Linked DNA regions of Mus musculus: regions 1 and 3 are each linked to region 2. Evidence: chromatin loops called from intact Hi-C (ENCODE). Cell type or tissue: left cerebral cortex. All regions are shown on one strand. Region 1 has its middle 72 kb from the start of Gm32073. Region 2 has its middle 78 kb from the start of Gm41481. Region 3 has its middle 63 kb from the start of Gm32073.

Region 1 (8,000 bases), 350 kb before region 2:
CTCAGATGGACACACACTTGGTACCTGGGGATAGCATTTTTCCCAGTTTGTAGAGATGTCCCTGTGTCCTCTCGTAGAGGGGAAGGCAAACACATTCTCATGTGATTCCTTGATAAGGGTGATAACTAAATGAGGTTCTATCTCATGAAATCATCCTCAAGCCACCACCTCCTAATGGTATTACCATGGATATTAGACTGTTACTATACACAGTTTTAAGAGATAAAACCATTCAGATAAGAAACTGTGGGTAACGAAGTAGCTCAAGGAAATGAAAATAACACTTAATTTTTTTCTGATGATTTTCAATATGGACAATATTGCTACCTGGACACCTGGCAATAACACAGCCAAAATGGAACACTTATGATCAATCCAGAAAGCACATTACTTTCCCAATAGCGAGTTTGAGTTGTGTGTCTTTTTTGCATTTGGCTGACCGTGCCAATGCAGTCAGTCTATCTCCCCTGTCTTCCCTCAATATAATTAAATCAGTTTTATTATGCTGAGTCTGTGATGACTCAGTGTGACTGTGTTAGCCGCCAGTGAAAAACGGTTTGTTCACTACATTTCATGCTGATTCGCTTTCTATTAACAAAAATGGAATTTCCAGGCCTCATTACAAGATTAGATTTCTGATAGAATTAAAGATTGTTGATCCTTTCTCACCAATTTTCGTTTTGGGAAGTAGCACCCTGAAACGAGGTTTCCGAAGCATCATTTCTCCAGGGATTCATTTTCTGTCTGCTTACAGGCAAGAAGCTGCCCCGTCTATCAGTGACCTTGAAAGAGGAAGTAAATAATGTGTAAATGAACAATTTGGAATAAATGGGAAAAAAAAACTCTTACAGAATAGAGGGTATAACCAGCTCAAAATATCTGTGAGCAACAAGAATTAACTATGACTCTAGGGATAGAAGCTTTGAGAGATCTGGAAAATGCTGAACGATATCTTTTACATTTATACCACAATGATTTAGTTTTGCCTCCTGGGTACACAAGATGCAAATAAATTATCTATTGAATAAACAAGAGACCAGTTTTCTTCTCCCTCATCGCAAACAGTCTTTGGGAAACACTAAATACTTCTCCATTCATTTTGACTATGCATGTTGAATGGTCAGTATATTTTTGTCATGGATTATCAAGTGACTCGAGAGTCAATATCTCACAGATAGTGAGAGAGAGAGAGCTTGGAAATGAAAAAAAAGTACAAACTACACATTGCCTAGACAGTTTAAAAATATTTATTTATACTTATTTTATGTGTATGGGTATTTGCCTGGATATATGTCTATGTACTAGGTGTGTACAGTGCCTACAGAGGTCATTGGAGCCCCTGAAACTGGAGTTACAGATTGCTGTGAGCTCCCTATGGGTGCTGGGAATTGAATCTGGGTGCTCATAATTATTGAGCCATTTCTTCAGTTCTTCCTAGACACGATGAAAGTTCTGTGTTTGCCTTAGGATAGTTTTTCTTATCCAAATTAAAGAAGGTATTTAATAATTGGATCCAAGGAAATATGTTGACAGCTTATGTATGAAGAACAACTCATTAAAATTAGTTTGAAAATATCACCAAATATGCCAAGTTTTAAATTCCATGTTTTAATACATGATTCTTTATTGAGGAACTTAAAATATAGGCCTTCAAAAACTCTATTTGATGGGCAGGCCCTGTGTCAAATTTCCCTGGGTTTCTCTCTTTCAGTTTCATTAATTTTTGTCAAAGTGTGAATTAGTACACAAGGAAATTTTGATTAATATTTGGTATGTATTCACCCTACCTAAACTAACCCATGAGAGTCTCAGGATGAGTCTGTAATATAGTGTGAAGTTAGCGTGGCAATGTAGCCAAAGCCACACAGCAGTAAGTTTCAGAGGCGAAATTTGCATTTGTGTTTGTCTGGTGTCAAAACTCATATTATATATTCCTGTCTATATGTTTAATTCCGTGAACCTATCCATGAACTGTTAACTTCTTTAGTGTACAAAACAATTTAAAAAATAATGATTGTTTCAAAACACTCACCGTGTCCTTCTAACAAAAAATTCTGAGACCCAAGGCTGTGATCCAAAGAATGAATAGTAAGATACAGAGTCATTTTGAAGGTGCCAGTGGTAGAGGTTTTATTTACTTGGGGTTTTTTTGACATTGACATCATGCATAAAAACCGGAAGCTGTAAGTATCTCTGTTGTATATTTTGGTTCTTTTCCTCGACTTGCTTGTCTGACTTTCTTTGTCTGTAGGAATTTAGTCAATAAAATTATTTGGCTTCTAGGAGTATGAGCAATGAAAAAAACCTAAGAAGTTATTATTTTTTTCAGCAATAGTTAATGGATATGGTTTAGTGACTATGAAGTGTTCCTAATTATGTTTTCAAGTTTATTTACTTTTATAATATGTCTGTATTCATATGTGTATGCCATGGGCATGTGGGTACTCACAGAAGGCAGGCAATGGTATTGGGTTCCCTTGAGTTGGTGTTATAGGCAGTTACAAGCTGTCTTATGTGGGTACTAGGACCCAAACCCAGATCTTCTACAAGAGCAAAAAAAAAAAAAAATGCTCTAAGCTACTAAGGTATCTCACTAGACAGATTTTATTTCTTTTTTTATCAGAGCATTTACAGTGTAAAATTTTAGCCTCTTCTTCCTGGGTTTGTTTCTCTCATTCATGAATCTAAGGTAGTCTTGAAACTTGCTTTGGACAAATAAAATGTAGAATTAACCCAGGCTTATTCAAGATATGAGTCTTAGGACATAGTGAAAACATCTTTGCTCTCCATGCCTAAACTGTCTTAAGAGACAGCCCAGATATGCTGGTGTATACTGAAAGATACATGGCCCAGCCATTCTTGTAAGTCCAACTACACATAATACATGTGAAATAGGTCATGTTAGAACAGCCAGACCCCAGCTGATATGCATATAGATAATATGCTCAACTGAGAGAAAATAAACATGGCTCAAACAGCCTGAATCTTCATGAGAAATTATCATGACAAGCCTCTTATTTCTTAGATTATATTACAGCCCTGGTTAGCAATGGATGAATGTTAAGCAGCAAGGCAACTGAGCATTGTGTAAGGTAGAACCAACGTGAAGGAATTCTTTGGAAATCAGGTTGAGCAGAAATACAATTTATGATTGGAAACAAAGGAGAAAGTAAGCTGGAAATGTAGTTCACTTAATGAATAGGTGTGCTTTATTAATCCCGAAGACTAAGGTAGTTACAACATGTATCCATATCTAAGATTCAATAACAAATGTCAGAAGACATCAGTAATAGACAAAAACATTTGGCCTTCCCCCTTGATTGAAATAAAACCCACTCTGTGCATGTTACTGGAATGTAAGTGTCCCGGCCTGCAGCTTCTTGCTATTCCCTGCCACAAGCTGTTTGAAATGGCAGAATAAAGTAAATCAGTTTGTTTTGGTATGTGAACTTTACGTTACTACTCTCCTTTTAGCTGAAATAAGCAGTGGAAAAAAAGAGCATTTCTATGAAGTGAGTTCTTTAAAATGTGCACCAGTGTTCCAAACAGCAAGCTAATTTTCGAGTTCATCAAATGTGTATTTATATGGTGAATGTATCCGTCACATAAACATTTTGTCAATCACCGCCTTCCTTCTGTTCCGACACAGTATGCTGGAGCACCATCTAAAACGTGATGAATGTCCTGCCCGTTCCAAGTGAGAGTTAATTATAGCGATGCAAGAGTGCCGTGAAAGCCACCCATACTCCACAACAGTGTCGCGTTAACAGAAGCAGTCATTAACGACTCAAATACAAGAATGCACCCACATGTACTTAGCCAACCCTTCAATTCAGCTTTTAAGTTAGTTTATTCTTTACTAACATTTTCCCCAAGTTAACTCTGAGCAGAAACACCAGTCCTGAAACTAAGTCCAAAACTAATGGCAAAGGGGGTGGGGGATACGATTTTATGTTCAAGAATTTAGTGGTAATTCTATCACTTTATTCCAAATTGAGTTAAAAGGTAGTTTTCTATTTTTTGTAGATTATAATATATGTACACGATTTCCCATTCCCCTTCATTCCTCCAAATTTTCCCAAAGCCCTCCTCCCCCTCTTTCAAACTCATGGCCTCATTTTTAAAATAAATTATTATTGTGTATGTGTGCACATTTACATGGATAAATTCATAAATGTACCCCCTCTTCATCTTTATAATGCTGCTTGTGTGTATGTTCTCAAGGCTGACCATTTGGTATTGTATAGCCAACCCTGTGGTCTTCCTGGAGGAAAACTCTTCTCCAGCACTCAGCATCCCTTAGCTGCCTCTAGTTCCTTGTGCAGGGTTGAAGCCTCCTGGGCTTTCCCTCCTCCACGTTAGCATGTTGGTTGTTGATCTTGTTCTGCTCAAGTTTCAGCAGTCATTTATTAAAGTGACAGTGACATTGACGTAGCTTGAGAATACGAGATAATTCAAAGGGGACTTAAAGAGGATTTGATCCATGCCATTTGAACATAAATAAAGATAAGCTTCACTCTTTGATATGTTGGCAGTGCAGAATTTCAGAATGACTGTGTATCTTGATCTTTATGTTCTTTAGTGACTTATTTTCTTGAGGACTGACAAGCACCTAAGGACATTATTGCAAATGCATATGACTGGATAAAAATGTAATACTGCAAATATATTGACAATACAAAAATACTAGGCTGGGTAATTTAAGAATATGTTTGAGTGTCTAAAGAATGCTACATATATTCCAGTACTCGTCTAAGCATTTTGGTCCACTGTAGATTTTATCTGAGTTATTACCCTTGACTCTTTGTATGTCTATACTAAAGTGTTCTAAAAATAATTTTAGTGAGTAACACAGCATAGAAAAAGTGTCCCTGAGTGAAATATTTTGCCTAAATATTGCTCATAATTTTCTTTATTTTTTTTCAAGTAAGAAGTGGTAGATGAGGCCTTTTAACTTGTAAACATTTGACCAGATTTCACTTAAAAAAAAGATAACTTTTACTAAATAAAATTATGGTTAAAAACATAAAAAGAGTCCAGAATCCTTCCATTCCTCAAAGAGAAGGTAATTGGGTGCCTGGGTAACTTGATGTTCTTCTGAGAATATGGTTAAAAGGGACAGATTCAAATCTAACTTAGCTGGATACCAAACCAGATGGAGACAGACATGTAGATCTGTGTAGAATATGAGGAATGCAGGTCTGTGACTCTCTGGATGCAAGATTGGCAACAGAATTAAGAAGCAAACACGTGAGGAGATGTAGCTGTGACAGAGACAAAACAGCTTGATAATATGTACATAAGACTATTGGTTTTCTGTTATTATCCTTTAAAGGGCTGGATTCATGGAAAGATAATGTGTGAATTTGGTTTTGTTGTGGGATACTTTGGTTTCTCCATCTATGGTAATTGAAAGTTTGGCTGGGTATAGTAGCCTGGTCTGGCATTTATGTTCTCTTAGTGTCTGTATAACATCTGTCCAGGATCTTCTGGCTTTCATAGTCTCTGGTGAAAAATCTGGTATAATTCTGCTAGGCCTGCCTTTATATGTTACTTGACCTTTTTCCCTTACTGCTTTTAATATTCTATCTTTATTTAGTGCATTTGTTGTTCTGATTATTATGTGTCAGGAGGAATTTCTTTTCTAGTCCAGTCTATTTGGAGTTCTGTAGGCTTCTTGTATGTTCATGGGCATCTCTTTCTTTAGGTTTGGGAAGTTTTCTTCTATAATTTTGTTGAAGATATTTGCTGGCCCTTTAAGTTGAAAATCTTCATTCTCATCTACTCCTATTATCTGTAGGTTTGGTCTTCTCATTGTGTCCTGGAACACAGGGTCCCCAATGGAGGAACTAGAGAAAGTAGCCAAGGAGCTAAAGGGATCTACAACCCCATAGGTGGAACAACAATATGAACTAACCAGTGCCCCCCAGAGCTCGTGTCTCTAGCTGCATATGTATCAGAAGATGGCCTAGTCGGCCATCAGGAAAGAGAGGCCTATTGGTCGTGCAAACTTTATATGCCTCAGTACAGGGGAGCGCCAGGGCCAAGAAGTGGGAGTGGGTGGGTGGGGGAGTGGGTGAGGGAGGGTGTGGGGGACTTTTGGGATCGAATTGGAAATGTAAATGAAGAAAATACCTAATAAAAAAAAGAAAAAGAAAAAAAAAGACCGTTGGCTAAGGAGTAAGCAAGAAAAATCCACTAAGTCCTCTACAAAGATCTTTTATAAGTGGGTCTCATTGCTCTGCTCACCCATTTTCAAGGCCTGGCTTCTTGCTTTGTATTGTGCTTTTTAATTTGATGGAGAGAAATACACACTGACATTTCTTCTATGAAATGATGTTTCTGAAAGTTACTATTTTGACCACTTTGAAATTAGGTATTAAAAATTAATATTGGGTATGTTCACACGATCTCAATATTTTTAAATAGAAGGAAAGTAAAGACAAGTATAAAGTTGTTCCCAGAACTTGAAAAAAGGTTGTTTACAACTATTATGTTTGTTCCAAAATAAAATAAACAATAGTAAAACCCAGTATAGTTTGAGCCAAGATTCATATATTTTGTGAATTACAAGGTACTGAGTTACCTAAACTGAGACACTCATAGTCTCTATGTTCAGGGGGTCGAAATATACAAGCTGTTATTTAGAGTAGTTTTTCTTTGGTCATTTAGCACATTTGCACATGTTTAGGTCAGGTTTTTTTTTTTTTTTTTTTCTGGAGGTGGATTTTTCCTAGTAGGAGTCTATGTGCAGGATTCAAGCCAACTTACACAAAGAGAGCTTTTTGTGGAAGATTTGAAGTTTCCTGCTGGGGTGCAGAGATCTGAAACCACAGTTTCCTCAGGTAAGATGGTAATCTTTTAGTAGTTTATCTCAATTGCACATATCCAGTTTTGTGCTATGTCTAAAAGAAGACTGTATCTAGAATGCAGTTAGAAATTACACTGGCCTAGGAGAATGGCAGTAGTAGGCTTGCCTCTGGGGTTCTGTGGCTGCTCTATTCATGGGTTCTGGCTTCTCTAGTCATGGGTAGTTGGTTGTCGTTACAGTAGCAGAGATGAGTTCCCTTGTACAGAATAAGTCTTAAGTCCAATTAGACAGCTGTTTGTTATCCAGAGGATAAAGGTGCCACTGTTAATCTTTTGGGGAAGCCTTGGCAAGCCAGTTGTTATTGTAGTCCATAGGTTTACCACTCAGTAGGATTATCGATGTCTTTTCTTGGCAGTTTGCATATCTCATACTGTACTCTGAGAGCTAGTCCTGAGAGAGGAGACATCTATGTCAGTATCAGGGGGATCCCTCTAATCCCTGTGTCCAAAGTGTCTTCAGTCTTCAGCAGTCTGGACTTAGGCTAAAAATCTGAGAGGCAGTGAAGGACAACATGTGCGTGTGCGTGTGCGTGTGCGTGCGTGTGTGTGCATGATTATGTGTGTGTGCATACATGTATGTGTGTATGTAACAACAATCAATAGGAGGCTATGAATTTGAGAAGGATGGGGGTTATGGGGAGAGTTTGAAGATAAGAAGGAAAAATGTAAATAAAATATCACTGTATAACAATCTCAAGAAATTTGCTTTATCTCTTGAAAAATGGGAGAGGACATACATTGCCTATGGATGGTTTAAAATATCTTAGTCTAGAGATCCTGTGTATTAACTTCCCATTTTTATCTTATCTTATCTATTTATCTATATCTATTTATCTATATATTTATCTCTCTATCTAAATATCTATCTATATATCTACCTACTTAGCTCTCTATCTACTTATTTGTTTTACATCTCAATCACATCTTCCTCTCCTTCCTCCTCTCCCAGCCCTTCCCTTTTTATCTCCTCCCCTATACTCCTGTGCTCCCTTTCTTTTAAGAAAAGGGGAGGCCTCCCATGGATATCAAGCCACCTTGGCATATCAAGTTGCAGTAGGACTAGGTGCATGTCCTCCTATTGTTGCTAGGCAAGGAAGCCTAATTAGGAGAAAGGCATACAAAAGCAGACA
Region 2 (8,000 bases):
AAAAAGAAGGATAGATTAAAGAAAGAGGTTGTTGCAAAGGAGAATTAATTCCTTCTCTGTGGATCATTTTCATCCCCCACAAAGGAACGTGAAAGTTAACCTAATAGATTATTGTGTTTGGTTTTGAATATCAACTATGTGATATTCCCTCTGTGAGACCTTGGGGAAAAAAAATCAGCCTTCTTGACTTCTATTACAATAAGAAGAAATATGTTTCTACATGAAACTACCTCTACTTTTCCAGGTTTTTCTAAAGGATTGCATGCATAGATTATTACCTAATAAAGACTTTTGCATATTCTAGACACCAACATGTTTACTGATAGAAATAACAGCATCACACTGAGAACACTGAATAAATGGAATGAAAATGCCCTAAGAAATTTTCTATGACTACATGAAGATTGGAAGGAAGTCTAAAAACACATAGTAAACATTAACACAGTAAAAAATTTATATGGGTTCAAGTCCATGTATACTTTAATTTTTAGTAAATGCATTTAACTGTGGTATCACTAAAGGCTGCAGCTGTGTCAACACCGCTGTGGATTCTCCTGGATCTGGTGTTTTTACCTTAAGATGATTGTGTTTATGAGACACATACAAATGGAGGAAACAGTAATGAACAGACATTACAAGTGACCTAACAACTTATCCTTTGGAGAGAAGACTTAGGACCTATCTGATCCACATTCTCTATCAAAAAAAATGAAAACAGTAAGAAACAAAACAAAGCTTGTGCTGAGGACTTAGAGAACTATATACACTCTCTATTTCTCAGTGACTTGTACTCTAGGGAGGAATGGAGTGTTTCACTGCACTTTGGTTTCTGCCATCTTCCGGAACTATAGCCTAGGAGGAATGCGCAAACCCAAGCATGATATATAATCTGAGTGGTGATTGACGTGAGGGAGTTTGAAGCAGTTATAGTAGGTGTTAGCCACTCACAGCATCCCTAAAGTCTGTCTTGCTTTTGTCCAGGAAACATGAAATCATTTTCAAATCCCAAATGGAAGAGCTCATGTGTACACTGGAATAATTCATAGCCAGTATAAATTAGAAACAAATTCATGAAGAATGTCAGAGAATTTTAGCTCTAAACAAGCTAAAACATCTAATTAGTATTTATATGCATTTTCCAGATGACAATAGTTATTTTCCATGTTAACATACCATGTGTACAGCAGCACATAATAACTTTACTACTATCAGAAATGATGGCACACTGGTATTTAATGAGTATACAGAATAATCCGGTATGCCAAGCTAGAGAAGATATTTTTTTGAGTTGACCAGCTAATTAATAAGAAATTTTAAGTCTGAAAAGTTGTGTTTAATATAAAGTGAAAATCAGAACCTCTTGATATGTGGAATAGAGCCAACAGTTGGTCACAGATCTTATGGAGGAAAGTCACAGTCCCCTCCCCTCCCCTCCCCTCCCCTCCCCTCCCCTCCTCTCTTCTCACTTTAAACCTTATAACCTGTCATGTGTTGGGCAGACTTCTTACAGAAATGCTATCATATTGTCTGTGTAATTTCAATTCCAACTACACCATACAGATCTACCCACTCATAGTGAACCATCAACAATAAAATGTTTTAGAAGATGTGGGCAATTTGGAAGGCAATTTTGTTTTTATAAAATGAGCTTGACTTCGGTAAATGTTAAGGTGGCTCTATTCTTTCAGCAAGAGGTCAAAACAGGTATAAAGGTACAGAGAAGTGCACTTTTAATTAAGAAAAGTTAAATGAATAAGTTTGTTAAGTAGTCATGGAAAAATTTTACCAGTACATAGTATGTTATCTACAAGTGGTTGCTAAATCTACTTTGTCTTCGAGCATGAAGAATAATAGTGTGGAAATGCATTCTACGAAGCCAAGAGTAGTCAGTGCTCTTAACCACTGAGCCATATCACCAGCTCCTTTTTGTTCATTTAAAAAACATTCTGAGCTATAAAAGATAGCTGTCCCCTTTCACAACTATACATCACAGTTTTGTTTTCTTTTCTAAACATAACTTAGCATTTGAGAATCAATGTCACACATACAAGCCACCCCACAGCATTTCTGTGGTCACTGGTAACCAACACCCATGGTCAACATTTGGATATACACCTTTTTCTCTTACATACAGGTAAGATACTATGGTATTTGTCTACGAAGTTGCACACTTTTACAAGCATTGCTGATAGCTTTCTTTCATGTGCACAATTGCTATGTCATTGTTCAGAGATTCTTGACTAAAAGAACATCTTTTGTCTGTCTTGTCCTTTTGAATTTTCTAATGTATCATCATGTTCCTTAGGAAAAAACTGAATTATAGACACTTAAAATGAACGATATATTTTTAAAGGTCATACTACTAAGAAGATCTAGATATAGAAATATTTAGATCATTTACATTGGTCTTAGTAATATCTCAATTTTTAATTTAAAGTTTTATTTGTTTTGTAAGATCTGTGGATTTATATATTTCTCTCCCCCCCTACACACACACACTCACACTCACACGGAGAAAGAGAGAGTCAGACAAAGAATATGGATTTTTGACTGATGGTTTAACTCTACAAGATTTTATTTATGACATTGTACACCCCTCAGTTTTGTTAACTATGCTCCACATGCAGTAAAAAAATGATTTCTAGCCCTGAGACCTCAGAGCTAATATTTTATGTTTTTTCTGTCTTCCTATTCTTTTCTTTGACAAAGGTGCTTGTTGATAAGACCCAATGGGATTCTCAAAGGTGAAGACTGAAGTCCACGCATGCACAAAAGGAAGAGCTGACAACTAAACTGCTTATTTTACACCCTGGATTATATTGACCTAGAATCATTATAACCACTTGGCATCTGCTTCTGTTGTATTTCTTTCCTATTCACTGTGTCCTTTGAATGGCTGTTCAAATAATTAATCATACCACAATGTTTTTCACATGGCCCTGCCTAGCGAGGCCTTTCAACAATTAGTCTTTTGCAAGTGTTCAGAGATGTGCAATTGTGCCAAGATTATAGACTCTCCAGATTCCTTGCTTCTCATCAAGGCTCTGAATTAACTCAGTCTGTCAAGTCTTTATTTTCAAATGCTGTGAACACACTGACAGAAGATGGCACTGTTTGCACATTTTGAAAAGCCAGCAAACCATCACTCTACTTGAAAAGGAAATAAAAAAGGCAACATTTTTTCCTGCTAAGAAACTATGGTATTATTAGAAACTGGAAGTGAGAGTACATATGTAATGGCATAAATTTAAAATTAGACAATGTAAACTACTACGGAGAAAGGAGTCTACTGATACTCAACTTTGAGAAGAGCGTGTAACAAATGCAGTACTTGATGCCTGGATTCCATTCTGCTATTCCAAAACAACACCCTTGGACAGCTACTCAGTCCGTCTCTGAGTCTAATGCCCTTACTATAAAATGTGGACAATAATACTAACATTGAGGTACAGTGATGCTAAGAATCTATGCCCGTCCTTAGAATAGAATGAGCATGAAGTAAGGGCTCACATATCCTAGAGCACTGCTAGTCATCGTTGTCTTGCTATACTCTCATCAATGAATACAGGTGGCTTCAAAAAATGACTTAATTTGGTATTGGTTTCCACAGGAAATTTAAGGATCAAGCGGGAGTATGCATGAAAAATACTTCATTAGTTATTAATTATGAACTTTAGAACATTTGGCTCTTTCAATCTTTCCCTAGGAGAGGAATTAATTCAACCATTCCCAGGTAAACAAAGGAAGAGATTCTGTAATTAATGAGAACAAAGTTTATTAGATTTCCAGAAGCACTGCAGTAGTAAACTACTTCACTTGGGCAGTAATAAAATAATTATTCTTTTTTACTTCATTATGGTTAGCATTGTAGTTGAAAATATTACCTCATATTCTATTTTTGCTTTAAAAGCTCAATGAGAAAATAGCACATGGCAAAATTTCCCCTCTCCCTGGTAGATTACTAGAGTTTAAGGTAAGGATAAATAAGTTCTGTTTTATCTATACTGCTTAAGTATGATTATATTATGTTTATATACACATTATACTCAGTAGTATTATAGTGAATTCTGCAGTAACATTAACTATAAGCATTTAAAGTACTATGATTGTCAGTAGTATATTTAATGTTCAAGGTTTTATTCCACACCTATAATATACAGCTAGTCATCATTTGCTAGAGCCAGACAAGTATTTTTCCTCTATGATACCAAAGTATTATATATTTTTTATATTCCCATTTGAAATCACATGTAACTTTTATGGCTGAGTATTATTGAATGAAATTGGTATGGAAAAATGTAGGCCCTGTCCATTGCATTCTGAGAATATTCATATAACCTCAGAGATCTATTTTTTATTCCAGTTCTGGATGCAAGCATTGGAAAGACTCTAATGTTTGGCAGAGTCACACAATACAATCAATTGGGGACCCTGAATCTTTAGAAGAATGGCTTCATCTGTGCTCAGTAAATATTAGACTAGCAGAGAATACATTTCCCATAGTTCTAGCAATAAGTGTTGCTTAAACTAATTCTCTCACAATCAGCTAACAATAGCATTTGTCTTCTTATTATATACCAGAAGATCAGTCTTTAGAAACATCCAGGCTTAAACCACAGACAACAAGCAATACATGATTTCTGAGGAGAGGGTCAGGGTATTTATTCATTTATGTCACCAACAATTCTACTCAATGTATGTTTGCTTTTCATTAGTTTCTCTTTTCTGAAATTAAAAATACCAGCTAGTAGGTGAGAATTAATTCAAATTAATGTTTGACTAAATCTGAGCTTATTGTTGTTTTTCATTACTAAGTGAATGGAGAGTGGTATGATATTTAGTCTCTTCTTCATCCCACATCATCCTCCCTCTCTTGGAATTGAAAATGAAGGAATAAATGAACACCAGAAAGTCTTAAGACATAGCTGTATCCCTGGTTTAGAAATAAAAACCTGGAGAAAAGGCAGGGAACTGAACAGATCATAATATTCAGCCTTCAATGGTGCAGAAAGAAATGAAGGCCTAGATAGAAGTTGAGAGTGTAAAGCTAACTTTGTCTGAATAATAAAAAAATGAGTTAGGTAAGACATATGCTAAGAGCTAACCAGTCCTTCAGAGAAATGTGGCTATACAATTTATGTAGAACTCAATGTTCCTAAAGAATTTTCTGATTTAAACAACATGCCAGGGTTTATTGTAATCTCTAAACTACGCATATTTGAATACATCGAACACATTAATCTTTTTGGTTTTGTTTTGGATTTTGGGCCTTTTTCTGAATGAGAAAATGATGTTCTCATACGCAAGGTCTCTTTGAATTGAGGTGCTTCTGTTGTTACTCTGTGTCTTGTTTAGGACTGACAGGAACAGGAAGAGTCAAATGTACACATCCCTAAGTTATCCTTCAATTTTGTACTGATGAAATTATATCCACATGCCAGTCATTCAGTTATAATTAATCTGGAGTGGAAACATTGTTTTCAGCACTCTGCCCTCTAACCCTTCAGAAATGAGTGGGTTTTGTGTACTTTCTTTTTCTTTTTGTTTCTGGTTTCCAAGTGTACTTGGGTAGAGGGAAGTACTGTAACAGAAATGAATGATAGGAGGGGAGAGAGGGAAGGGTATGTCTTCTCTCTTCTTTGCTTCCTTTGCACCCATTTCTAGGACCTGGCTGGTGTACCTGTCCCTGCATTTGACTCATCAGCCCCAGTGGTGGAGTCACTGTCTACCAATCTACATAAACTTTTCGTTTGTTTGCTTGCAGAAGTCTAAGGAATCTTTTTAATCTAAATCTTCTAAAGAGACACATGCCCTTTGAAGACATCGAGTCATAGAGGATTATGGTGGCTGTTAGGGTATCTTAGAAAAGGTTCATACTTATTTAGGTTTTATAGAAATTTGAAAGGCTTTACAAGCAAAATTGAAATAATAATTAGGCTCGCTGTTTAATGTGAAACTAGAATGACATTCTGGTAACATTCTGTATATTTTCAGCATTACCTTATATGTTGTGAATATCATGAACAATTTAATGCGAGGGTATCTGTGTCATATATTTTCCTATTGAAATAAGAAATATATGATCTCAGGCAAATCTATTTATATCTACATCTCATTCACCAGTAACTACTGCATTTTGGATGTCTGACTTTCATGATTTACTAGAATGTTTGAAGAAAATGACATATTAATTTTTTTAGGAGAAAAGAGAAAACTTACACAGGAGAGAATTTAGAATAATATCAACAATTAATCAGAAGATTTCTGTAGTTATAAGTACCTGTATGTACTTAAGAAATTTAGGGAGTCTGAAAAATATTAGTGTTACATAAAATTTCCAACAACAAGTAGGCTCACTTAATATTGCCAAGTTTAAAGACAAACTTTAGGTAATAAAAAAACAACTAACATTTGTGAAATGTTTTATAAATATTACTAAAATTATTCACTAAAAGTTGTTTTAAGTATAGTGAAAGAAATTATTTAGGAACATTGGAATAATCACTGGGGCCATTGAAGTTACATTCAGGCAGTAATGGACAGACAGTGGTCACAACGTTACACAGAGCCTGGGAGGCTGTGAAAATGAACTTTAAAGCAGTGAGATGAGAAATTAGTAAGAAGTAACCTCACGGTAGGATCAATTGTGGCTAAACCATTCAAGAAGGATGCTTTGTAAAGTCAAAATACAGTTATCATACTCACTTATGGCAGATGAGAAGCACAACTTGGGTAATTACTAGAAAATAAGTATGTATGAAGGAATCTCAGTGTTACAAGTAGTAGTTCAAACAAACCCTGAAGAATGAACATTTTTTTTAACCAAAATAAACTTTCTGTAGTAACATAAGATTGCAGTCAATGTTTATGTTGTGGAATCTTTTAAATGCAACAGACAGGGGGCTTTACAGAAAATTAAAATCAATAAAAATATGAAATAAGACTAAGAACTCAGACTAAGACTCAGGGATCATTGCTGAAGAGAGGACAGAATGATTATCAGGGCCAGAGGATCAGGTGTTGGCTGTGAGACTGTTTCTCTTAGGAGAGGAGTATTGTCCACGAAGCCTCAACCATAAACAAAGAAATAGAGACAACCAAGGAAGGCTGAGAGTGGAAATGGCAGTCTTCTCAGGAAAGAATAAGCCAGTTGGTCAATACCAATTGGTCAGTTATAAACTATATATACAAATGAAATAGCTGATAACAAGTTTGCAAATAAGTACTCAGGAATACAGGTACACGTACAACTATTTTTAGAAATTTTCACGTTTTAAAAATAATATATATGGTATAATTTTATTGGGATTCTTTATTCAATTCCACCTGGTCAGGCAATGGGAAATGACATCTTTATGGTAGGTGAGAGTGATTTGTTAATTTTTATTAGGAGAGAAGAAACATTTAGTATTTAAATTATATAAGGAATCCTGTGTGTTTTTCAACATAGTGCTCGTCTTTCATTGGACAGTTTTTCAGACAACATGTGAGACCATGATGGTTTCTCTTGATATGGGTAATTATTTTATTTGTGAGCATGTCTATTACATATTGGAGAACACAGTATGTAATAATGAACAGAATAGTCATTGCATGTATAAATATAATAAAATCAGATGGTCTTTGTGCTTTAGGAACCCAGAAATGTAATGAGTAGATCACCTATTCTCTTAATAAGCTCTTGAAAAAATGCAGCATAGACTTCAATGCTCAGTTATGCCCTTCATGTTGGCCCATTCACACAGTTTTCTTTATCTCTTTTGTTTGCCTTGTTAAACAAGCTAACCTTAAACACACTTACCTTAAATTCTCTAACTCTTGGTTTAACTGTTTTTCCTTTAAGATCACTTAAACTGAGGAGGTTAAAACTTGGTTAAAAAAAAAAAAAAAAAAAAAAAAAACAGCAGATAGATCTATTTCCAATTTTCTGAGGAACCTCGAGATTGATTTCCAGAGTAGTTGTACAGGTTTGCAATCCCACCAGAAATGAAGGAGTGTTC
Region 3 (8,000 bases), 360 kb before region 2:
GCTATGCTATACTATACTATACTATACTATACTATACTATACTATACTATACTATAGATTAGATTACATGGTTATCCATTCTGAACTGAAGGAATGTCAGTGTTGGGCTGAATCTTAGTTTGGAGTCTGATCAGGAACATCTGATGTAGCGGGTATAACCATGGTGATATAGGGATGTGGAAAATGATACTTATGAATACCCAAGGATGACCAGTGCCTACTGACTTTTGACATCAGTTTGAATTAACAATTGAACTTGGATTTCATGATAGAGATGTAACTGAAATTCTAATATTTATCATCAAAAATAAAGCAACACATAAATTCAAATACTTATTTAAATCTGTGAGTTATCTCACCTTCTGTAGCAGTTTTGGTTCAAGAGTTTGAGTTATTTGGGATTTAGAGGATAAATTGCAATGTGTAAAGTGCAAGCAAAGTTTGCAGAAATGACATGGAAGCTTTCTATCTCTGCCTTTAATTTCTCATTTAAGAAGTGACTCAAGCTAACCCAACACTGTGCTGGGGAGTATTAAATGAACCAATCTGATTAGAAACATTTCTATTATACCTTTAATTTTTTCTCTATTTTTTGATAATTTCATACAATTAAATATGATTGCTACCTACCTTTTTTCTCTCTTTAACTCCCCCATAACTTTCAAACATGCCTGTACCCTTCCAACTTCATGCTCTGCATTTTAAATCAATAGCCCACTGAGTCCATTTGGTAATGCCCATATGTTTATGGATGCGGGACCATCCACTGGAACATGGGAAACTTGTTCCTAAAGAAACATCCTAAAGAAAAATAAAGATTCTTCTTTCCCTAGAAAATATCCATTGTCAATAGTTCCTTAGCAGAGGGTGGTGCATGGAGGTCACACACCCATCTATGCTGAGATTTTGGCTAGCTTGATCTTCTGCTGGTCTTGTGCAGGCAACCATAGCTATTGGGAATCCATGATCAGGATAGTCGTGTCATATCCAGAGGAAAGCTTTTCGAAGCATTTCTCTCTATCCTTCAGATCTTTCATTCATTCTGCCTTCTCTTCTATGATGTTCCTTGACCTGTGGTAGTGTGTGTATTAGGGGACAACTAAAATAGATAACCACTTAGGGCTGAGCCTTTGGTATCTTCTTCTAACCGCTGTGATTAGTTATGAATCAATCTCTCCATTTACTGGTGTGCACTGCAAAGGAAGCTGTTGTGACAAAGGTTGAGCTCAATCCATGTCTACTGCTATAAATATAATATATTTAGATGGCACTTTGATGATATGACCATTCAGCAATATCACAATGGCCCATATGACCTCCCTGCCATAAAATGTTGACTATAATTATAGTACCAGGGTTGAATTTTTTTCATGTGGAGCAGGTCTCAAATCTAATCAGAAAGCAGTTAGTTACCCATGATACTCCTGCCACTACTGTCCTAGTAAGGATAATGTTCCTGAGTGCTACATCATACAGGGTTCAGTGCTCAATAAGACCACTGGCATTTTTTTTCTCACCCAGCAGCCTGCATAACACCTTCTGGCATTATAAAAGTAGGGAAGAAGTCTCCTGGTCAGTTTGAGATTGATTTTCTTATTTCCTGCACAAGAATGTGTGATGTCTTTAGCAGTAGGATTTTATCGTGTATTTATGGTGCTTTTTTGATCCTTAGTAAGGGAAACACTGATGTTGTATATCAAAACCAGCCAGGCACACATACACAAGATGAAATGTCGGAATTCCCCCTCTCTCAACCCTGTAACACCCCAGATTGATAGACCTCTTGCCTTTTCTACCTTGGAAACATCATAACACTGCTGAACCACAACAGCCTCGTTTGAATGGACTGCTTGGGGTTGGCACGGCTCAGAAGCTGTGTGGGTACAGTGGTTTGAGGGGACAGCATTTGATAGACATTTATTAGAGCTCAAAGAAGATTCTTAATTTTGTTAACTGCCATTTACTGCTTTGAGTTCATGAGGAAGGCTTATTGTATGTGTGAAAGGCTTTTTAATTGTGTGTGGGCTTGATGGGCTCAATGATTTATCATTTTTTTCATCCAATTTCCACGGTTTTGTCACACAGAGTCGGTCAGGAGATAGAGGCAGAAGAAGCTCAGTGAAAAATGTCTTTAATATAAAATTTTTAGGTCAGAAATGAGCAAGGCAGGACAATAAGGTTTAGAACTGGCTAGTTTGAATATTTCCAGTGAGTTCTAGAGCAAGGGAACTTCCTCTGGTTGTCTGGTTCCTCCCATGGAGGCATTAGGGGGTAGATGTACAGTGACTAGGCAAGCGAGAGCCTTAAAGGAAGTGGCTGAGGTGTGAGCCCTGGTCATGTTGGCTGGCATCTGGAAAGTTCACTCATAGGTCAGGTGCTTTATAATCACACAGAATAGGTCAACAAGGTTTCCAGAGCTCACATCATCCCAGTACATGTGATTAACAGGTGAAAAGACTGTGACTATCAGGCCCATAGTTAAATAGTCCAGCTTACTAGGTTAAAAAGAGCAAAGGATAATGTGCCTGATAGATGAGTGCTACATCATACAGGGTTCAGTGCTCAACAAGACACACTTGGACTGGAAATGGAAAACTATACAACTGTCTTTGATTTGCATTGAAATAACCTGATGAAATTAAGGAGTAGACATGGAAAATGCATTGCTTTCCATTCAGTTGGTAGAAATATCTGCCATAGACAGTTGTGCAGAGCAAATTAGGGCAAGTGACACAAGCTCTCGAAGCCTCACTCTCCTCAGTCCTCACTCGGGAATAGTAATGAGCCCCTCCCAGAGGATGAATGGAAGGTGACTACATTGTGATCACAACTGACATATTTAGCGAGTCATCTTCAGTGATGTGTTGTATCTTGGTGTCTGCTGTGCTCGTGTGTGTTTGTAAACCGATGTGAACAGAAACTGTTAGTCTGCTTGGCATGTATTTGACTGTGAACCCCTCTGCAAGTGGGGCCATTGTGAAAACATTGTGATGTGTACTAACTTTCATCAAGGGCTTCTTCTCGTTGGCTGTTGATGCTGCTTTTATCTAGGGACTTTAGCTCTTTTGCTTATGATGCTATGTGGTAATTTCATATCCTGTGAATTTATCCTTTGGTGCTTATGTCTATTCATTTTTAAAAATATTTTTTTGGCAAATCCATAGATGCATATGAAATATTGAGATTGTATTCATGCCCAGTTATCCTTTCCTATCTCCCTTGAATTGTTTCTTCTTCCAACTGGTGACTTCTTTCTATAGTGACTATACCATTACAAAATATGACAACCCTTCTAGGAACCACTAACAATCACTAACCACTGAGGACCACTAACCACTGAACAACCGCCAACAGTCACAGAGTCCCCAGAAAGGGATAGGCCTCATGTTCACCCCCTCCAACCATGGTGGAAAGTTGAATATGCTATCATGTCATGGTACTGGTGAGGAAGAGTATCATGTAGAAAAGGCCCCCTATTTCATAAAAGAGAAATGCTCCTCTAGGGAGAATAACAAAAGCCATCATGAATGGGGGAAAATGAAAGCACATTTCTCGAGGATCAGCAGGGGGCACTAAGACTCCATAGGAAAATCAGCATCCCCGTAGTATCCACAAATCAATTTTCTTTTACTTTAACTCTGAATTGATAACACCATAAACTCTGTGTTTTTATCTTCATTATAGCTGATAGTGTATCAGTTCTTTTAAACTCCCCAACTGTAGCCTGTTTAAGATTTTTTTTTTAAATCCTCCAATTTAACAAAGTTTCCAGTTCTCCTGATCTGTATCTGTGGCTGCTTCTCATTCTGCATTCAAATGAAATGCTGTTTCCTCCCTTTGACAAACATAGAGTAATTAGGATTTCCACAGACAAGTGATTACCTAATAAATGACCTTCGGTGGGCAGCTCTATTAAAATGGAGCAAAAAGGATGTTTACTACGAGCGGTGGCCAAGAAGGAAGTTACGGGAACATGACAAGCTTTGCATGAAGAACAGCTTCTTCGGTTCTAAGAATAACATAATGAAGGTGTTTACTAAACCAGTAGATTTGCCTTAAAAAATAATTATAAGCCTGACAGGACACCAGACTGTAAACACAAGTTACGATGGGCTATTGCAACGCTTCATTAATTCCATGGAAGTCCAAGGGTAAACTGATAATGGAGTAACATAAGGTGTAAATGTGGAGAGGACAAAGCACAGAGATCAGTTTTCACAGATCTTGTCTCTTCCAGGTCAAGTTAAAGGATGGGGAGTAAGAGCATGGATGGTGAGTGGGTGCTTTTGGTGTATGTTTCTGTGCAGTTAGCTGCAAAACAAATTGCTAGAGGCTTTCGAATGGAACAGTGGATATAGCTGTGTAATTTTGTCTATCCTCTTATTTCCATGTAGGCACTATATTTAAAATATGACTTAAACACTAAATTTTTTTTTTATAAAAAGAATGTTGTCACATACATAGGGACCATGAATTTTTAAATAAGCAAGGGGGTGGCAGTGCACAGAAAGGGTAGGGGGAGGAAAGGAGAAGGGAAAATGATGTAATTGTATTCTATTTCTAAGAAACAGAAATAAATAAAGGAAGACAGACAGACAACAAATCTTAAAAAAAAAAAAACTAGGCTTTGCTTTGGTTCATCCAAGCTATGGTTAAGGTAGCCCGTGCATTCTTTGTAAATGGTAGACTCTAGAAGTTTAGTCCCGGGAAGAACACTATTAGCAATGCAGTGTTTACACCTTATGTTACTCTTAGCGTTATTACTTTACCGGTGCACTTCCATGGAAATAATGAAGCTTTGCAATAGCCAATTGCAACTTGTGTTTATAGTCTTATTATATACATGAGAAAATGGCAGGTCCTGAAGGGCCACTAGCAGGTTTGGTACCATAGTAACCACACTTGGAGTGGGTCTTATATTTCTTGGTTCCAATAGAGTCCTTGATGGGCTGCCACTCCCCATCTTCTTCTTTGTATATGTATTTTATTGTTTTCTTAAATTGACAAAAAATTACCACATTGCACATCAGCAAAAATTGATCAGTTCTGCTGTTGGCATTCCATTTCAACTCTTAATTTCATTCATATTCTCTTTCAAACTTTCTATTACAAATGTCATATATATTGCATATATATACATATATGTATGTATATATATATGCAATATCTGTGCTAATTTCCCCTTATTTACTTTTTTGCACTGACCCATGCATGTCAAATATGTACACTGCTGTTGCTGTATACTCACAGTGAAATCTTGGTACTTTCTGTTAATTTTCTGCTTTTGTTTCACTGATTCATTGAATTGTTTCAATGTTATCCTAAAGTTGCCCATGAGTCTTTAAACTATACATTCCTTTAAATGCATCAGATATTGTGGGATGTGATCACATTGATTAGCTCACATGCTTATGGCTTTGCATGGTGAGAATATTAAAGTGTTATCAATGAGTTTTGGGGATAAACTCTTATTAGCTACATCAACGGGTGATAGATTTCTTGAATTTATTCCTGTTGTCTGATACTTTGTATTATGATAACTGCCCACCTAGTACCTTTTTTTCTGAATTTTGGGAAGACTGCAAGTGTGAAGTTAGACAATGCTTGCCATTGTATGCTGGGTTGTTCCACCTCCATAATATGTTCCAGGTACATCATCTATGTTGTCATGAATGACATGGCTTCCCTGTCCCTAAAGGTTGGCTAGCATTCTATCATGGATGCAGTCCACATTTTCTTTATCTAGTTCTTTGTTGATAGACACGTCAGTTGATTCTATATTCTGTCTGTCATCAATAGCATCTCAATAAACATGGTCATGTGGGTTGAACGCACCTCTATTTTTTTTTTTTTATTTGCCATAGGGCCATTACTGTTGTACTTCTACTTTTAATTTTTAAAGGGAACATTGCATTCTTTTCCATAAGTACTATTTAATTTTCATGTGTACCATCAGTGTGTGTGTGTGTGTGTGTGTGTGTGTGTGTGTATTTACTTTTTTCCACTTCTTACTTCTCCTTCAATACCTGCCACATTAATAGGTTTTCATTTGCATTTCTCTGGTAAGCGATAAACAATTTTAAGACCATTTATCATGAAGAATGATTTGTTGCTGGGTGTGGAGGGCCGAGGACAACTTCAGGTCCCTCCATTTTAACCACGTGTCTTCTGCTAGCTGAATTCAGGCTGTCAATTTTGGGGGCAAGTTCTGTTCCTTTGCCAATCTGTCTCTTCTGCCTCTCAAACATTGTTTTGTATACTTATTGGCCATTTTAATCTCTTCTTTCAAGTAGTGTCTACCCAGGCTGTCTTCCCATTTTTAAAATTTTAATTAAAATAGGTTATATCATTTCTCCCTTTTCATTTCTCTCCTTTAACTCTTCCCATAACTCCTCCCTTACCATTCCTCAAATTCATAGCTTCTTTTTCTTTGATTATTGTTGCTACACATGCATACATATATGCATTAATATATTAATAAAACCTGATGAATCCATTTACTGTTGCTTGCATGTACACAATTTTGGGGCTGACTGCTTAGTATTATATAACCAATTAGAGTGATCATATCTGGGGAAGACTAATTCTTTCTCTCTCTGTAGTCATTAGCTGCCTATAGCTCATCATCTTGGGATGGAGACCAGTGAGATCTCATGCTTCCACATCAGCATGCCTATTGGTGCTGCCATTGTTCTGATCTTATTTAGGTAGTCATAGTGCTGACGTGTTGTGAGTATAGCTTCTGACTTATTTGTAGGAGGCATGATCTTAGAGAAGATTCCCTCGTCCTCCGGCTCTCACAAAATTTCCTTCTATTTCTCATAATGTTCCCTGGGACTTAGGTATAGAAGTTATGATATAGAAGTATCCACTGGTTCCAGATACTCCATGATCAGTCATTCTCTGCATTTGGAGCAGTTGTAGGTTTCTGTGGTGGTCTTCATCTGCTGCATGAAGAATCTTTGATGAGGGGCAGACTTATCTGTGCTGTAAATGGTATAATCTGTGTGTATACTTAGAATACAGTTATAAATTAGCCCTCCTCCAATTCATGTTTTCCTGACTCCTCAAATTCATGACCTTTTATTGTATCTTTTTCTAACTCTAGTTAATGATTTGTATATGTTTTATTTTTTGAGAAAATAGCGACAATTGCTTTTATTTTCTACTCTCTCATTTATTTCTGCTCTACTCTTTACTACTTTATTCTGTCCACTAATTACAAATGTATTGTGTTCTTTGTGTTCTTTTTTTTTTTTACTAATTTCTGGAGGTATAAGATTAAATTATTTGAAGTTTTTCTTCTTTTTTTGATGTGAACATTTATTTTTATATGATTCTCTTTTAAAGCTACATATCCATTCATAACTTGTGCTGTGTTGTGTGTAGATTCTTATTTGTCTCAAGATTTTCTTTTACTTTCTGTGAATCATTGACATTGTGGAAGGCCGTTGTTTAATTTCCATCTTGTGTGAGTTTTCCAGAATTCCTCCTGCCATTTTCTTCTCATTAGAAAGGTTACTTGTCCTAATTTTATTTCTTCTACTTGATCAGTTCTGCTGTTGTCATTCCATTTGGACTCTTAATTTCATCCATAGTCTCTTTCAAAATTTCCATTACAAATATCATATATGTGTCCATATATGCAATATCTGTGTTAATTTCCCCTTATTTACTTCTTTGCACCAACCATGCACGTCAAATATGTACACTGCTGTTGCTGTATACTCACAGTGTAATCTTGGTACTTTCTGTTAATTTTCTGCTTTTGGCTCACTGGTTTCAGTTTTGAATTGTTTCAGTGTTATCCTAAAGCTGCCCATGAGTCTTTAAACTATCGCTACATTGAGCTCTTTCTTTGGAGGCACACATTTGAACATTTGAACATTTTGCAATTTCCTACTACAAGATTATGACAGACTTTCTGTGCCATTATGCTAGTCTATTTTGTCCTGTTTCTTGTATACTGATATGTATATATTTGATGAAGTAGGGATTTA

What was found. A loop is a pair of places that touch in the nucleus more often than their neighbours do. Peaks named below come from ENCODE experiments on the same cell type or tissue, not always from the same donor. Only the 100,000 strongest peaks of a DNase experiment are listed, where the experiment ranks them.
Region 1: it touches region 2 in a loop (3-fold over the local background); 4 of 42 quality-filtered maps call a loop at or near these places.
Region 3: it touches region 2 in a loop (3-fold over the local background); 4 of 42 quality-filtered maps call a loop at or near these places.

What each region holds. Positions count from the first base shown.
Region 1 is chr16:84,481,816-84,489,815 of GRCm38, reverse strand. No RefSeq gene overlaps it. Among named protein-coding and RNA genes, the nearest start is that of Gm32073, 72 kb to the left of the region's middle. In left cerebral cortex, no CTCF peak of the experiment used is centred here; DNase peaks (open chromatin) are centred at 529 and 3,659.
Region 2 is chr16:84,131,054-84,139,053 of GRCm38, reverse strand. No RefSeq gene overlaps it. Among named protein-coding and RNA genes, the nearest start is that of Gm41481, 78 kb to the right of the region's middle. In left cerebral cortex, a CTCF peak has its summit at 3,104 (motif pointing right); a DNase peak (open chromatin) is centred at 3,093.
Region 3 is chr16:84,491,225-84,499,224 of GRCm38, reverse strand. No RefSeq gene overlaps it. Among named protein-coding and RNA genes, the nearest start is that of Gm32073, 63 kb to the left of the region's middle. In left cerebral cortex, a CTCF peak has its summit at 3,568 (motif pointing right); DNase peaks (open chromatin) are centred at 3,566 and 3,909; H3K4me3 peaks cover 601 bases; H3K27ac peaks cover 305 bases.